Regions from separate parts of the Mus musculus genome. Here region 1 is linked to region 2. The links are chromatin loops, found by intact Hi-C in ENCODE. Cell type or tissue: heart. All regions are shown on one strand. Each heading gives the region's core, and the rest is flanking DNA. Links, peaks and the distances in the headings are about the cores only.

Region 1 (8,328 bases), core at 50-8,049, 52 kb after region 2:
GAAAGCCTTTGTGCTTGGGACTGAGGTGCCACATCCACTCTTGATGACGGATCCAGAGAGTTAGTAGGAACAGATGAAGGAAAGAGAAGAAAGAGCACACCCCACCCTTCCCGTGCCTCCACATGCCTCTTACATTTATGTGCACAAAGGCTGTCCTAAGAGATGAAATAGCTCTCTGCCTGGCTTTGTCTAGATATGAGGGCAAGAGGAGGGCCAGAAGGGGATAGCCTTGGGTACAAACTAGCTATCCCTTCCTCTCTCCCTCCATCTTTCTACTGTCTTTCCTTCCTTTCTCCTCCACCCTCCTTTTCTCCCTCTTTTCTCCCTCCCTCTCTCCCTCCCTCCTTTCTTTTCTCTCTTCTCCATTGCTGCAAGAGGAGCCCCTCCAGGGCCAGAGCCCCAGGGACTTCACACCAGGGCTTACATTTTTAGATTGCTTTTATGGCAGGACTTCCTCCTCCATTCTTACTTCACCCTGTAGATGTGGACGCCTTGTGGGCAGTCAGTACTTTTGGGATACTTTTGGTTCCACGGAGGTGGCCTTGGGGCAGCTTGAGTCCCTAGGAACATCATCTTTAACATTTCCCACCTTGATCTTTTAGGGCAGCAGAAAGGATAAGAATTGGTAGTGTGGGGGAACAGAGGGGTATCACAAAGCATGAGCAGGCCTCGAGCCAACTGCTTCACCCCCTTTGTCTGTCAGAAGGGCAGCCACAGCTTACCAGAGCTTACAGAATCACCAACTCTCACTCTTCAAGACGTGGGCTTTCCTTCTCCATCATTCGCTCTGTTTTTAAAACTCTAATTCCATTTTCTAATTCTACCATTTATGCTTCCCCCCTTCTCTTTCCCTCCTTCCCTCCCACCATCTTTCTGTTGCTGAAGAATGAGCGTAGGCAAATATCTTACCTCTAAGCAATGTCCCCAATCTTTACATTTCTCTTAGGTTAGTAATCCCTTAATTTCCATGGGAATGTTACCTCCAGGCGCAGAAGAAAGTTTTGAATGAAAGCAATTACTGGGATAAAATGTTTTGATAGAATACACCATTTTCCCAAATACCTACTACCATGGAGGTCAGAGTCATTTGGAGGCCATGTATAGGCTGTTGGCAGGAACAGGGTAAACCTACCACATCTGGATGAGTCTTAAGAAAAATTGGTTAACTCATTTATTTGGGAACATTTTAAGACTTTCATTCTCAAAGTGAAACCACACAGTGTTTTTGTTTTGTTTTGTTTTGCTGAATTTCAGTAGGAAAACCTGTTTCAGATGAGGGAATGTGAGGACCTTTGTAGGCTATTCAAAGGCCATGGCTGCAAACAGATGTTTATTATCAGGTGGTTAAAGGGTGGTTGGGACTGGTGCCCTTGATGGTCGCTGAGTGAAACCCAAGTTGGGTTCATCCACCTTGAGGGTGGGGGAGGGTTAATTAGGATTACTAGAAAGTGAGTCTTGTTGCCTCTGGCAAACCTGTACAGGAACCAAACAGAACCACAGGTTGGGGCAAGAGGGTTACTTGTGTAGAAAGTTACTCACTGGCAAATAAATGCCTGTCCCACGAAGATGAATGGAGCTACTGTGGGCCTCTGTGGCAGGTGCGGTGCTTCCTAGTCGGAAACATTGTATCTATTGGTAGTAAGCGCAAGGGATGGTAATAGGACCAAGTGCCTGCTGTCATTAATTTGTGCTTATTTTCTGCTACATCAGTGGCTCATTGTGGATTCTCATGATAACAGCTGACTGGTTGCCAATCAGTCAGCTGACAGCCTGGATCCACTTAAGCCTTCTTTGCACTTGCCTTGCCTGGATAGTCTCATTTATTCCTACCAGTTCAGTTGCTCACCACAGTTATTACCGTGATTATAAAATGTCCCATTAGTTTAATAATACTTGGGTGCTGAGATGGGAGGAGAGAATGATTCCCCTCCCCCTTCCATCATGTTATGTGTACACTTACTGTAAGTCCCTCCATGTAGGTTCCATCTAGTGAGTTCCTGGACTGCCTGACTTACTATACAGTTAAGCTTTGGGGAAGGCAGTGAAAAACGTCTCCAGTACTGACTGCTTCCTGGGTGGGTCGTGACTGGACTTTGCACTTGCTGCCACACCCACTAAATTACCCTGTAGGCTATGGGCACTGGCAGCAACTGACTCACCAGGGCTGCAGTTCCAGGGTCTAGCTCAGAGTCTCTTCTCTGACTGCATGTGGAAGGCTTTCCAAGGTCCAGATTTTTGTCTGTTAAACAAAGGGCACAGAACTCCTCTCCAGTGAGGAGGGGATGCAAGTTGACAATGTGTCCGCCTCTTAGATCCTCCAGTTATTAGGCAGAGGTGGAAGCAGTATACATAGTGTGCTGAGCTGACTGTGATCAAGTGCCAAAATGTGCAGGCCAGACGTTAAGCATTCTGGGTGGTCAGAACCCGGAAAGATTGATGAGCTGAAGGCTGAGCTGCTGGAAGAGCCAGGCCTTACGTTTTCCCGTAGTTCCAGCATATTTCAAAACTTAACATGAGGCTCATATTCAGGCTTGATAGAATGGAAAGAAACAAAAGAAAATTGACCTTCCTACAGAAATTCTGGGAAAAAGAACAACAGGAACATGGATAGGGGTGGGGGAAACTCTGGGAAAGGCTTGGTGGCAAGACAGAAATTAAAAGAAAAAAAATATTGAGGGGGAAATATACTCAACACCAAAGTTACCATACCATTTTATCTCTGTTTAATTGTTACCACTTTGTGACAGTAAGTAAACCTCCATTGTTGAACCACCAGGAATTTGTTTATTTTGGTCTTTTGAAACAGGGTCTCCTGTAGCCCAAGCCGGCCTTGATCTCTGTTTGAAGCCAGGGACGGATGACCTTGAGCCCATCCTGCCTCTACCTACAGAGTGCAGTGGAGGTCACCACGCCTGGCTGGGAATACAATTTTAGGAGTCTCTTTCGGAAGGGTTCACACCTGGCCAGTCAGTCGCATGTCAGTTGGCAGAAACGAGAAACGCTTGTGGAAATCAGAACAAGCTTAATGTTCTGCACCAGAGAAGGCAGTTTCCCCAGGAACATCTGTGATTTGTTTTACATATATTAATGAAAGGCCCGGGCGACGGAGGGGGTCACTGGATACCAGTGAGCCTTTCTGAATGTCTGATTCATCCTTGGGACGTTTTAAACAAGGAACGCTGATTTTCCCCCCAGAGCTGTGGAGTCTTTTGTATTCAAATCCAAAGCACAAAACTCTATTGTGGGAGGAAAAAGAGTCTTTAATGGAAACCCAGTTGTGTCCACTTAAAGCAATGAATATAGTCTCAGGCGGCAGACATACCATTTGAAGCACTACGGCTAATAATAGATGGTGTGGGTTTTCTTTTCTTTTCTTTTCTTTTTTTTCTTTTCTTTTATGGGTACCTTAGTTGGAAGTTGTTCTAATTAGTACCACAGGGACCCTGGAGAGGAGGGAGGTGGGCCAGGAAGGAGGCAGGCCCACCCAACTACAGGGTGGTGGGTTAGAGAGCCTTGTTGAATTTGATGCTTGGCTGAGAGTCCCTTGCCAACTCTCCCAAGCACATCAGGCCTCTGGACCATGAGGGGGTGGGAATTCACTGCCTTTGAAGCTCTTTCATTCCTATCTGTGTAATTATTTTTAGCAAGGGCTAAGCAGGTGGCTGGTGGCATGCTTAGCTGGAGACCAGAGGGTGTACGTGTGGGTTGCTGGCTGCGAGACACTCGTGGGGATTCCACCGCGAAGGAATGCCGGGCGTCCCGGGATAGGGCCCAAAAGATGAGGTTTCCAGACAAGTCTTCCAGGCCAACTTTTAAAGGTCGGAGGAAAGTTTTTCGAGGGCTGGGGGCCCGAGGGGAAGGCTGAGTGGGCTCGGGCGTCTCCTCCCCTTTAAGCGGGTGGCCCCAGCGCCTCCTCCGTTACCTGGAGCGGGGAGGGGCTTGGGAAAGTTTGTGTTTGTTGCTGGCAAAGCGCCGGGTGGGAGGCGCGGGCGGGCGGACGCCACGGCTCTTCCCTTTTGCTTTCGGGAGGCGGTCCGGGTTGCTGCGCCCTGGGATCGGCGAGGCCGGCTCCGGGGCCCGGCGGCTGGCGGAGGGCGGGAGAGGAGGAGGAGGAGGGCCGCGACGAGCCAGGTGCGCACGTCCGCGCCGGCGCTGGGCTCGCTCGGCCAGCGGGGAGAGCGGAGCAGGCGCGCGGCCCGGCGGAGCAGCCGACTCTGGAGCAGCCGGAGCTGGAGGAGGAGGAGGAGGAGCGGCGGCGGGGAAGGAGGAGGAGGCGGAGAGTCGCTCCCGCCGGCCGAGCATGGGGCGCCCGGCGCCGAGGCCGCTGCTGCTGGCGCTCCTGTCGCTGGGTGAGTGCGCGTGGGGCGCGGCGGGGCGCGGTGGGGCGCTGGGTCCCGGGGGGGCGCGGCTGCCGCTCGGGGCCTGGGGCACCCGGGGCGCCCGGGGCGGCTCCCGGGAGACCGGGATCCGGAGCGCCGGGCCGCCGGCCGGGCGGGGAGCGATGTGGGGCCGATCTGAGCCCGGTGCACATCCTCCTGGGCCCGCGCTCCCAGTAGCCGGAGCCGCCCGGCCTGACCGAGCCGGGTCCTCACGTGTGCCGGGGGAGTGGCTCGTGGCCGGTTCTCCCACAGCGCTCTCTACCTGTTGGCCACCGTGAGCCGGGCTCACCTTGAACTCCCGGCCCCGGAAGGTGCGGGCGGCCCCGGCCCGCGTACCCGGCTGGGCGGAAATGTGAGCCTTTGCTGTGTCCCGCCATAGCCGAGGCCGGTCGGGATCGCTCTTCATTCGCTAGCCCATGCTGAGTTGCTTTTCCAGGGAAGCAAGAGAATCCAACTTCCTTCCACGAAGGTCACTGGGTAGCCCAGCGTTACTGTGACAGTCTTGTACCATCCCTGCCATCTAGCCAAATCTGCCTCAGTGTTGCCTTCCAGCGTCTCCTGAAGCTAGCTAGGCTCGGATTTATACACAAAGACCCGAGAGCCCAGCTTTTCCAACTTTTCTACCTGTTACTTCCCTCGTTACTGCCCCCTTCTCCTTTACCCTCTGGAAACCCTTGGTGTCTCTCAGTGGTTTGGCCCAGTATCCCCTCACCCACCTAAGGAATCTTTCCTGGGCTCCCCCCCCCTCCATTTTCCATTCACTCCTTACACAGACACCATCTTCACATAGATACACAGGGTGATCTTAACCAGCCACTTGATGTATTTATTTAATGCCTGCCTTGGTTCAGGAAGGCAGATCCCCAAGTGTGGTTATATGCGTGGTTCCCTGTGACCAGTGGCATCTAGGACAAGCAGAATTCCAGACCCAGCCCTGGGTTCCCTTCCAAGCCCCTGCAGACGATGTATCTCAAGCTTTCCCAGAGCACGTGGTGTGTGTTGCCTATCCCAGCCTGGCCTCAGCTGCACAGGGGCTAAATGACTGCACTTCTGATGGTGTGAGGATCCCCGTGGGGACCTCCTGCCACCACTCCCCTTCTGCTGGCATTAGGACTTTACTGTCCCAGCTCCCCATGAGTCCTGGCTGCCTGTGAACTAGCCTTTCTGGCTGCTACTGTGATACTTCACCTCCGAGGGGTTTTCTGGAAATGACTCCCTCTAAGAACTCCCCTAGACATAATTCTCCAGCCACAACCCATGTACAGAAAACATCCAATAGTCTTCTGTGGTTTCTGATCTGCCAGGCATCAGTCTTTGCAAGTTGTGTATTTGTTGCATATTGCTGGGGACAGTCGCCACCATTTAATTGGCTTATACGTCTGGGTCAGGCAGGGCCATGGCCTATGGTTGCACAGATTCCTGGGGCACCACTCCCATCTGCTACTCACTTTGTGGTTTATGTGACTGACTCTCCCTAGAGTGGTCAGTGTGTAGTCTGTGGATGTACCAGTTGAGAGGGTAGCGTGAGGTAGAAGTTTAAAAAGGATGCCCTTGGGGGCCTAGGGTTGTAGCTCTGTGCTTGTTTATCTTTGCCAGGTTTTGGATTCCATCCCTCAGACCAAGTGAATAAACAAACCACAGCCAGCAGCCCAGGGTCGGGAAAGCACAGCTTGGGGAATGAATCATGGTGGTATACCCGTGCATCCAACCTTGATGAGACTTAAAGACTTTTGGATGTGACTGTGACTGCCCTGTGCAGATTCACCTAGCAATTCTCTGAACCATTGATGTGCCATCTACAAACTCTGCCCCTGGGTACCTCACTAGGTGCAGCTTCAGCCTGACCTCTGAAGCAGCTTCCCAGTGTAGCATCATTTTCCACATCCATTGAGCCTGGAAGTGGAGTGTGTTGATAGGCAAGATGGTCTTCCCTTGGGTCTTGCTGCCGGAATGGAATCGTGAAGTCACTGCTACTTGTATGGTAACCCCTCTGTGGGCTTCGCCTGAACCCCAGCCCTTTGTTTTGTAGCTTTCCCAAGCACAAGTTCAGACTGTGTCCATCCTTCTGAGCGAGCCCCACACCCCACTCCCCCATACTGTGTTTCCCCTGTTGTAGCCAAGGCCTTGGAGGCTCCTCACGAAGACAACTTCTGACTCCTCCCTGACCGGTTTTCTCCTGCTCTCCTCTAAGGTCACCATTTTCCTAATGGATGATTTCGGGGTTCGCACCAGTGTGCATTGAGCTCTTGTGACTTTTCTTGTGTTTGCTTTCTCCTCTTTCTGCTTTAGAGATTTCATTCTAAGCACCTGTTTGCTACTCTTCACGGAATCTGTTGCGCCTTCTAGCCTGCCTGCCCCCTCTCTTCCCTGTCTAAGTCCCTCTGCCTCTGAGGCTCACTTTTCCTTGAAGCTTTCTCACTAAGCCCCGACCAGTGGGCCAGACTCACTCAGACCCAGCTGGCAGTGACCAAGGTATAGCACCTCACTGGGTGCTTGACTGGGCTGTTGTAGACAGTGGTAAAAACAGTGTATTTCTTGACCCCAGCTCAGCACTGGGGGGGAAGCGGGAAGGAAGGGGTTCATTTTGACTTGGTGTTTGGAGTTGCTTTTACCTAAGAGGTGACATATGAGCTGAGCCTTGAGAATAATTGGGATTTTGGAAGAAAGGATAGACGAGCGTCCCAGGGCTCTGGGGAAAAGCATAAAGTGTGGGTGAGTGAAGTGCACTGCTCCTTCAGAAATGGCACCGGAGTTGTTCCATGAGTTGGGAGGAGGGGGAGGAGGGGGAGAGAAAGATGACTGGTGAGGTAGGGGGTGTTAGGGGAGGTGTGAAGTGGTCTGAATTGTGAATTTTTGGCTCCTTATAGGTGGCCAGGCAGCCTTTGTCTTATGTCCATGGCTCCTGTTCCCAAGTCTTACATCCCTACCTGATTGTCCTCCAGAGGCAGGACCCCATTGGTCTTGCTCTCTCTCTATTCTCTTAATATTAGGCTGTACAACTCTCATACATAGGATGTGTTTGACTAACTGAGCACATATAGATGGGTATGTCCTTTTCTTATTTTATTATTTGTGGGTAGCCATGAGAGTCATTAATAGATTCTCTACATCTTTTTTAAAAATGCAAATCTGCTAAGATCGCTTTTAAATGACAAAAGTATCACACCTATATTTTCAAATTCAATTGCTGTAAAAGGGTATTATGCTAATTAGGTAGGCTGTTCTGCCTTAATTGCACAGTTCTGGCGCAGTGGTTCAAACAGTAGGATCATCCCCTCCCCCGTGCCCCCAACAGTGAAGTGCTTCTGAGGGAGAGTTTGGGTAGGCCCTTCTTTCACACAGCCCTCTGGTCCCAGGTTGGTGCCCATCCTGGTTTTCAGGATCACTTTATCTGTCATCCTTACTTTTCCAGCCCCACAAAGGAGGGAGACAGCTTGGATATTATAATGGGTACTTCATGGGCAAAGCCTGGAAGTGACATCATTTCTGTGTGTATTCCATTGGAGACAATTTAGTTCCATGTCACACTAGCTGCAAGGGAAGCTAGAGAACACAGCGAAACCTGGCAGCCATCTGCCAACTACCGTGGAAAACAGAAGGATGGATTTGGGGTTTGGAGACACCAAGGAGTTTCATGGAGGATGCATGACACAAGATAAACTTCGTCTTTTTTTTTTTTTTTTTTTTTTTTTTTTTTTTTTTTTTTGGTGGTGCTAAGGAATGAACTGGAAGCTTGTACACTTTACTACTGAGCCTCACCCTCAGCCTTGTTCTTCTCTGGTGGCTTCTGTAAGGCCTCTGTGCACCTAGCAGATACAGGGCACCAGTAGCTGTCACTTGAGAGTCAGGATCTGTCAGTCATTCAGATCTTGGGAAAGGCTCAGTTATTTTCTCCTTATAGATGATGAGGAACTAGGTGCCCAGAGTTGTGAAACAACATGTTCAGTCA
Region 2 (8,328 bases), core at 73-8,072:
TGATCCCTCCACCACGAAGGACAGGTTAACATGGAAGCCATGATCAGTGTATCTAACCAAAGCTTTATTTCATGGAAGAACCTTTACGAGTGAAGACTCGAACCCCAAGGAAAAGTCTTTCTGCTTCTTTAATGAAGAAGAGACAGCCATGAACAAATGGATCACCCAAAAGGTGTGGCCCAATGTAAAAGACAGAGGGACACCCAGTGAAGCCTCCCTGTACAGCCTGCCTTTCTCCCTAAGATTAGACTGGACCCCCTGGTGTGAGGCCTTCAGAGGAGAAGGAGGGAGAGAGTGGCCTTGTTGGGTGGCTTTGGGAGAGAGAGGTTGGAGTCTCGATGGCACACCCTGGGTAAGGGGAATTCTGGGATCTATGAGGGAGATGACAGAAGGGTGGGAGAAGGTTAGAGAAGAGAGAGAGAGAGAGAGAAAGAGAGAGAGAGAGAGAGAGCGAGAGAGAGCTTTTTCTCAGGCTACATCTGAAGCTTCTAGTCTCTTGTGCTACGAGGTATTGAGCAGATACCAGCACTACACTCGGAGAGGCTTTGTTTTGCTTTGTGCCCTAACCTAGCCAAGGACAGAAGACAAATAATACTTTCCAGGAAATAGATTGATCCTTAGAAAGAATGTGGGTGTTTGAGACAAGTTTAAATTTATAGTGCCTGACATATGAACCCTGAAACAGCCTTGACCTGACAAAGCTGGGGTCAGATTCCCTCAGGGGACATGTGGTGATGTGGACCCTGCTCTACACAGTGTTTAGGGACCCCCACTAACGAAGTGTGGCAGACTGAGATTCCCTCAAGGGCAGATTCTGTAATGCTCCCACCTAGGAACTTGTCAGAACACACACACACACACACACAAAACAAACACATGGCACATTAGTTATGTAGATCCCCTGGGGTACCCTTGGGATCAACATCCCTGAGGAAAACGATTGTACAGAGGGAGACTCTCCGCAGTGCAGACCCAGCAACAGCCTCGGCCTTACCTCTGGGTCCCTGGAGCTTGGACATTCCGTCAGAGCCACCCTGAGTGAGGCCAAGATGATTAGGCCCCACCCTCTACAGCTGAGGCTGACTTTCAGAGACTGACAGCTGAAGACCTCAGTGGACAACACTCTCAGACCCTGGGGCGGCCATGTGTCTTGAGGGAAGAACCTGAATGGAGGGTGAACTCTATTTTGCAACAGCTGCGTTTTTTTGTGGCCTCTACTTTAGCTCCTACCTCCTGCTTGAACCCCTGCCCCGGTGTCCCTCAATGATGGGCTATAACCTAAGAAACCCTTTGCTCTCAGGGCAGTTTTTTATCACAGCTGAAAGATGGTGAGGACAGAAGAAAGGGAAGCAAGCAGAGAGGGAGCAGACAGGGCAGGCTGGAATTAACTGAAGCACAGGAGCACGTTTTCCCACCCGCAGGACCAAAAAATGGTGGAATGTTATCAGCAAAGCCACTCCCAGAGATAGCCACTCCCTGACATTGCTTGCCTACCTTGGCCCCTTGAGTCAAAAGTTGGAGGTCACTGTAGAAGAAAGCCACTGCTGTCAGGACATGAGGCGAGCACCAGCAGTCTGCCAGGCCAGGGGAGTCATAGCAACCTCCAGGAATATTTGACTCCTCTGCCCGGGAGTGATACTTTCAGATGTCCACAGGGAGAGTACGTCACATGGCCCACCATGGTAATGGTTTTGGGACTAGGTGCCAGCCTTGTTTCCATCAAGACAAGAGAAAGGGTGCTGTTGAGAACTGTTAAGGAACACTCACTACATCTGTGTGAGACTGATGTTTTAATGTGCCTCAGTTTACCAATCTGTATAGTGGGAAGGACAGCACCTATCCAGAGTGTGAGAAATGATGTGAACGCACATACAGCATTCTGGCCATTGAGTGAGCCAGCACTGGTGACATCCTGGCTCTAATCTGAATCGAATAAATGTACGGGACCTGACATAGCTCCTTTGATTCTATTATTTTACTTTATAACACAAACACATTATGTATGTTTTTACGTCTCAAACATAACATTAAATGATAAGGTATGCACAGTTGACGTTAGGCGTGGTTGACATTCTTAGACTGATTTCAAATACGTAAATATACCAAAATACTAAAAATGTGGTCACTCTGGTGGGTGATGGCTCCGGTGACAAGCTGACTTGTGTGCAAGCATCAGGACCTAAGTCTGGATCCCTAGCACCCACGTAAAAGCCTTATGGTGGCTTTGTGTCCTTAACCCCAGAACAAAAGGGGTGGGGGCCGGAGCAGGATGGAGACAAATGGATCCTAAAGCTCACTGGCCAGCCAGCCTACTGCTGAACTGCTGAGCCTCAGGCTCAGGGGGAAATCCTAACCCTACTCCCACCCACACCAAAAGGACCAATAGTGTTTGCATCTCAAATGCTCTGTCTGGCTTCTGACAGGTGAGGTATTCCATGTCTCATTCAGACACTGTAGCCTCAGAGCCTGTAGCAGCTCCAAGCCAGCATTGTTACTTTTGGCCTCCACACCTAGGCATACTGTGTACAAATTCCACCCCCACACAAATAGATACATTTTTAAAGTTGTAATGGCCAACCACAATGACTTGTACTGACTTGGAAACTCTGGAACATCAATCTGATTAGTTCAAACCAGACGTGGAGTGTGAGTCACCCAGATAAATCACCAACTCTCTGGTCTACTTGGGGAGTGATGGGGGGATGGCCTATGCCTGGACTCACCGCGTAAACAAAAGTCACCCTCATTTACTAACAGAGAAGATCTATTTCCTGCTGAGCACTTCTAGTAGGGGCTTTGGGGCAAAGGGTCAAATACGCTCTGCTGGAATCTGCTTCCCTTCCCCATCAGGTTTGGCGCTGCAACAGGCTCTCCCTGGCTACAATGTCATCTGAATGAGACTCTGAAAGGCCTCACCTGCCAGAAGCCGGACAGAGCTTTTGAGATGCAAACCCTATGGTCCTCAGAGATGAGAGGATGAGAGAGAGAAGTCACTTTCAAAGCACTGCCTGCCCCCTACTATACACTCGCTAAGCATACACTGCTTGCTCAATCTGCTACGAAAACAGAATTCTAAAATAAGCTGTAGCCTGCTCTCTCAAATTGGAACTTAGAAGAAGACGGATTGGTGTATTTGAGTTAGCTTCATCCTCTTGCACGTACACCCTCCGCCCCACCCCGTACCCACAAGGGCAGCACTGGTTAACAGAACCAGTTAAGGACGGGAAAGACAGACACCGATAATTACGAGGGCAGGCTAGAAGCTGCATGAAAATAAAATACACAGAAGCCAGCAGATGGCAGTTAATCATAATTTTTCCTGCAATTTCTATTAATTGTCGAAGATTCTTCATTCTGTCTACCCATAAGACGAATGATACGCTGATATGGCATAATAAGTAATGTTTCCCCTTTGAGATATTAAATAAGCGTGCTACATAAAGGTTCCCCTCCCACATAACTAGCCCCAGACCTGATTTTTCTCATGCATGTATTTATCATACTATAGCACGCCATGCATATGCATGCCCATATATCTGTACACTCCCCGGCACGCTGCATGCTTGATCAATGTATAATGTTAAAGCCAACGCCCGGGTTCATCTCCAGAAGCAAGACTGAATCAAGGAACTGTTGTTCCTAAAACAGTGCCGAGAAACAATTTAAACCACGTTGTCTGACAGAAATAGCAATGCAAAAATACCTTAGGGAGGCCACTGGGGCAGTTTCCTCTAAGGCTCTTATTACAAGCATTAACAACGTGCACGACCCCTTCCTGGCTGCTGTCCCTCACCCGCCAACCCTTCTAGCCTTTCCCCTTCCCTTCCCTCCCTCTCCCTGAATTTCCATACTGCCTTTCCTTTCCAGATGTCTAGTTCTGTCACTCTGCTTCTCCTGTTCTCTCTCTCTCTCTCTCTCTCTCTCTCTCTCTCTCTCTCTCACACACACACACGCACACACACACACACACACACCAGCCCGCATGTCCCTGGTTTCCTGAGTCTTGCAGGGACAGATGCTGTACCAGGCAGGGTTCTTGATTTCCAACATTACAAATCGACTCTTAGGTAGAAAAAAAAAAAGGAAAAATTATTGGAGAGCACTCAAGTAGTTCACAGAATCGCCAGGAAGCCTGGGAAATTTGGCTCGGTGAACAGGCACGAACCAAAGGATTTGGCACCAAAGTGCAGAGCCAAGGTCACACCATTGAAAACTACCCAGTGGGACTGCCACCAGCATCCAGCTCACCAGTCACTAATGACCACCGCTGACAGTTGACTCTGCGGCGGGATGGTCTACACACCTGAGACCTTTCCTTGGCTTCTCCCGTTCCCAGTCTGGGCTTCAGACCCAATGCCAAGGCCTAGAGGGCGGGCCTTGCGCACAGCTTTCCAAGAGCAGAGCTATGGCTCTGGCTCAGACCACAGCAGGGTCAGGGCACACAGCCCAGAGGCTGGGCGGCTTAGCAGAGTGCAGGACACTGTGAATCTGGAGGGACACTGGATGACACAGGCCAGGTTAAAATCGGTAGCCTCCCTCCACCCTATAGGTTTGGAGATCTGCGCTTCCTAGCGGAGCGGGAATAACTCCGGGGAAAGTTATTTGGCTGGACACATCAGGATTAGTGATCCCAGCTCTGGAAAGATAATGTCTAGTGAGATCCTGCTGCCGCTCAGGCCCCTCCCCGTCCACTCAGTCGCTTCTCAGTCTCAGTCCCAGGCTGAGCAAGGGGCTACAGCTGGGATGTGAACGCTCTTTGTTCTCCGGTTCACTTAGCCACCCTCCATTGCTGCTCCGGAGGACCAGAGGACCGCTCTCTTGACCTCCCACATTTTAACCCTTAATGGAGACTGGTTTCTTTCTAGGGACCAGATTTGCAACCAGATTCCAGGTCTGGCCACAGGCTTTGCTCTCTTCTGCCAGCTGTTCCCAATTAGGAGCTGGTTTAAGCAATTTGAGTGTCTGAGGGTGTCAGTCAACAGGAGTATTTGTTAGTATTTAGTTTCCCTTAGGATCTTAACCCCAGAACTAATGGATTCTCTAATATCCTGAGTTACGAGGTGATTTTTGTAGGTTTTCCAAGAAAGGAGAATAAAATATATGAATAAAATCTCTAGGCAGTGGGCCTGGCGGCCCCTCCCAGTACATGGTAAGTGATGGATGCAGTTCTCTGAGTCATCCTGACAGGACTCTGATTTTGCCTACCTTCTTGGGTCGTGGTGTTAGCTCAGTTCTCATGCATGTTTTAGTGAAGGGTCTTTGTGTGAATCTTCCTGACTTTTTTTTTAAGGTAGGGTTCTGGGGGAGTTCTAGCATAGAGTGAAAAAAGGACTACACACACCTATATTCACTTGGTTTCGGTTTAGTGTTTGAGCATCTATTATAGCCCAAAGACTTGATTATTCTAGAATTGCAAAAAAGTCACAACTCGGTCCTATGGATCTCTTCCAACAAATGGCATTTTTTTTTAGAAGATCGAAGACCAGCCTTTGGCTACGTTTGTTGCCAACTGTTCAGAACCGCCATGACTGTGGTGATTATATAAACCAGATGGCTTTTAGTTGGTTTTGTTATTATTTTTAAACTCTGCAGACTAATATCCCCTTCCTGCCTGCACCTGGCTGGCTTCTCTCCCCGGCTCCTTCCAGGAGTCACCACATTCACTCACTCCTTCAGTTGACAGCAGCAGAGAATTGGCCGGGGAATAAATGTCACTGGCAGGAAAGTGCCATAGATAAGTGGATCTGTAGTAGCCACTCTCTGTTGCTTCGACTCTGTGTTTGGGGGGCTATGGGAGGCCCCCTCCATCTACATCAGGCTGTTCCGTTAAGTACAGATATATACTCTGGGGCCAGTAATCTCTCCTGAAGACACATGTCCTTGTGTCACACTGTGAGCATTTATAAGTCATCTCCTTCCGTCAAGTTTGTGTTATATACTGTCTTAGGACCTCCAGTGGTCTCACCGCAGGAGTGTGGCTAAGAATTGCTCTTCCTGAAAGCATTGTTCCCGGGAGTCAATCAATGAGTGAACACTCGATAGATTACTATACTGGCTGGTTTTGTATCAACTTGACAGGAGAGTCATCATCCGAAAGGAAATGCCACCATGGATCCAGCTGTAAGACATGTTGTCAGTGATCAATAGGGGAGAGCCCAGCCTATTGTGGGTGATGCCATCCCTGGGTTGGTGATCCTTGGTTCTATAAGAAAGCAAGCCAAGGAAAGCAAGCCGGTAAGCAACACCCCTCCATGGCCTCTGCATCACCTCCTGCTTCCAGGATTCTGCCCTACTTGAGTTCCCATCTGACTTCCTTCAATGATGAACGGTGCAGTGGAAGTGTACGTTAAATAAACTCTTTCCTCCCTAACTTGCTTTTTGGTCATGGTGTTTCATCACAGCAATAGAAACCCTGACTAAATCAATTACCAAGCATAGGCAGGGGCTCCTTGAACAATCTGTTATTATATCAACGTTCCATCAGAAGATGCTGTAGTGTTGGGCTTACCGTTAGGGAGCAGTTTAAGAAACCTGTAAAATTCAAGGTCGAAATAACAGGGCTCATGAGTGACAGAATCAGCCTGGGAGACAGGCAGGACTGTGGACCAGGTCAGCTGTACAGATGACAAAGGCACAGTTCTGAAAGATGGAGATCGAGTGAGGGGATTGGGGTCCCATGCCCTCCCACATGGCCTCAACCACATGACCCCATAGTCACTATCTTCTACCAATAATCCTTGCCTAAGGTACTGCACTGATGTCTCCTGTGGAGTAGTTTTCTCCTACTGTTATCTGTCCTATATTTGTTAGTAAACTTTGTGGTGTGAGAAATAATCTTTGCATGTTTTTGTTCATTTATAGCATTGTATCTGTGTGGGTGTATAGATCTATATTTTACCAATGGATCTTTACTGTTATTTTGGCCTTCTGATTTTTTCAGATTTTTCCAGGAGAAGACCCTTTTGATATTGTAATCATCATTCTGAGGAAAGTTCTTTACAGCATTTGACTGCATTTTTTTTTAATTTGGGCTTAGAGTATAATGAAGGGGCAGTCTGTCTGTCTGTCTATCTCATTATTCACACTAGTAGCTCCAACTTTAATTCAATAGCAGGTGTCCTCCAACGAGCTTTTCCCTCTCTACTTTTGTGCCTACCTTGTGGTGTGAATCTCTTTGTGTGTAGCAAGTCTCCAGCACCACTGGGAATGCTTCCAGCCCTCCTTGGGGCAGCATCCTCTGAACTGGCTATCTACTTCTTCAGGCTTGTTTTTTCTTTTTTTTCCATGAAGAAAGAGGCAAGGATTCTGGGAATGGGAAAGTCTAAGTGGGGATGTTGTCAGGGAGATGGGGAAAAGAAGAGGGTGTGGGAAAATTGATCAAAACTAAGGATATATGGAAAGCCTTATGGAAACCCACTTACTTTGTAAGCTAATTTTAGAAATATAACTTTTTTTTAAAGTATGTGGTAGCCTGCATAAGTACATAATGCTACTCCCACAAGACGTGATTCATTAGACAAAGAGCACGGTGCTAGGAATGGATATCTCCCTATGAGTTATTGGTCAGAAAGATCCCAGAGGCTCCCAAAACAATAGAGGCTACCGCTATTGTTCGTGCTTGGCAACCAGAACTAGATGGTAAGTCCCTCTTGGAAAATTAACCTCCTTTTAGCTAGCTTTCAAAGAACCAGAAGGTGCCATGCAGGCCACTGAGGAAGCAAAGGCATCAGTGGGCTTACCCCAGGGGAGGACCAAGCATGCTATAATACTGACCTGCTAGACGAAATGTACCTACTGGCAACATAGCGGCACAGCTGTTCTGAAGGTAACCAACCACATTCTGGGTAGATGCGAGGACTGCATCACAGCGGGGGGGAATTCATGCCTAATACCTTAACCTGGTCAAAAGTCCATGGCTAGGAGGTTGGAGGCCCTAGTGTTGCTTTTCCAAATGGGCATGTTGTTAGCTGCCTTTCTCCCTTCTCAATATTAATGTTTATACTGTGTTATAACATACTATGTTAGTGATACCCTCAGCCTTGATTAGAGAAACTTCTTAGTGGTTGAATGTTGCAAACAAATGCCTTTAAGCAGCTATTGAGTGCTCAGTCCTAATGGAGCATATTACCACCACCCCCTTCCCCAAGACTCAGGAAACATCCTGGAAGGGGCCAGAGGGAGATGTAAGAGCTGGCAGATGGTGAAGAACACTACGACATGTCATCTTCTAGATGTGACACAAGGTGGCACATGTGAACTCACTTCTAGACATGGCACAAGGTGGTAGCACACATGAACTCACATCTAGACATGACACAAGGTAACACA

Evidence for each region. A loop is a pair of places that touch in the nucleus more often than their neighbours do. Peaks named below come from ENCODE experiments on the same cell type or tissue, not always from the same donor. Only the 100,000 strongest peaks of a DNase experiment are listed, where the experiment ranks them.
Region 1: a loop joins it to region 2, with 3.0 times the contacts of the local background. A loop is called at or near these places in 2 of 42 quality-filtered maps.

The regions. Positions count from the first base shown.
Region 1 is chr3:101,106,113-101,114,440 of GRCm38, reverse strand. Ptgfrn (prostaglandin F2 receptor negative regulator) reads left to right here and starts at 4,275. Exons shown (of 9, transcript NM_011197.3): 1 at 4,275-4,349. The coding sequence starts at 4,301. Gm52612 reads right to left here and starts at 5,475. Exons shown (of 1, transcript XM_030252967.1): 1 at 2,701-5,475. The coding sequence starts at 4,531. The coding sequence ends at 3,890. In heart, for the core only: no CTCF peak of the experiment used is centred there; DNase peaks (open chromatin) are centred at 4,040, 4,650 and 5,360; H3K4me3 peaks cover 2,543 bases; H3K27ac peaks cover 3,172 bases.
Region 2 is chr3:101,158,179-101,166,506 of GRCm38, reverse strand. No RefSeq gene overlaps it. Among named protein-coding and RNA genes, the nearest start is that of Ptgfrn, 52 kb to the right of the region's middle. In heart, for the core only: a CTCF peak has its summit at 3,304 (motif pointing right); a DNase peak (open chromatin) is centred at 4,336; H3K4me3 peaks cover 803 bases; H3K27ac peaks cover 4,429 bases.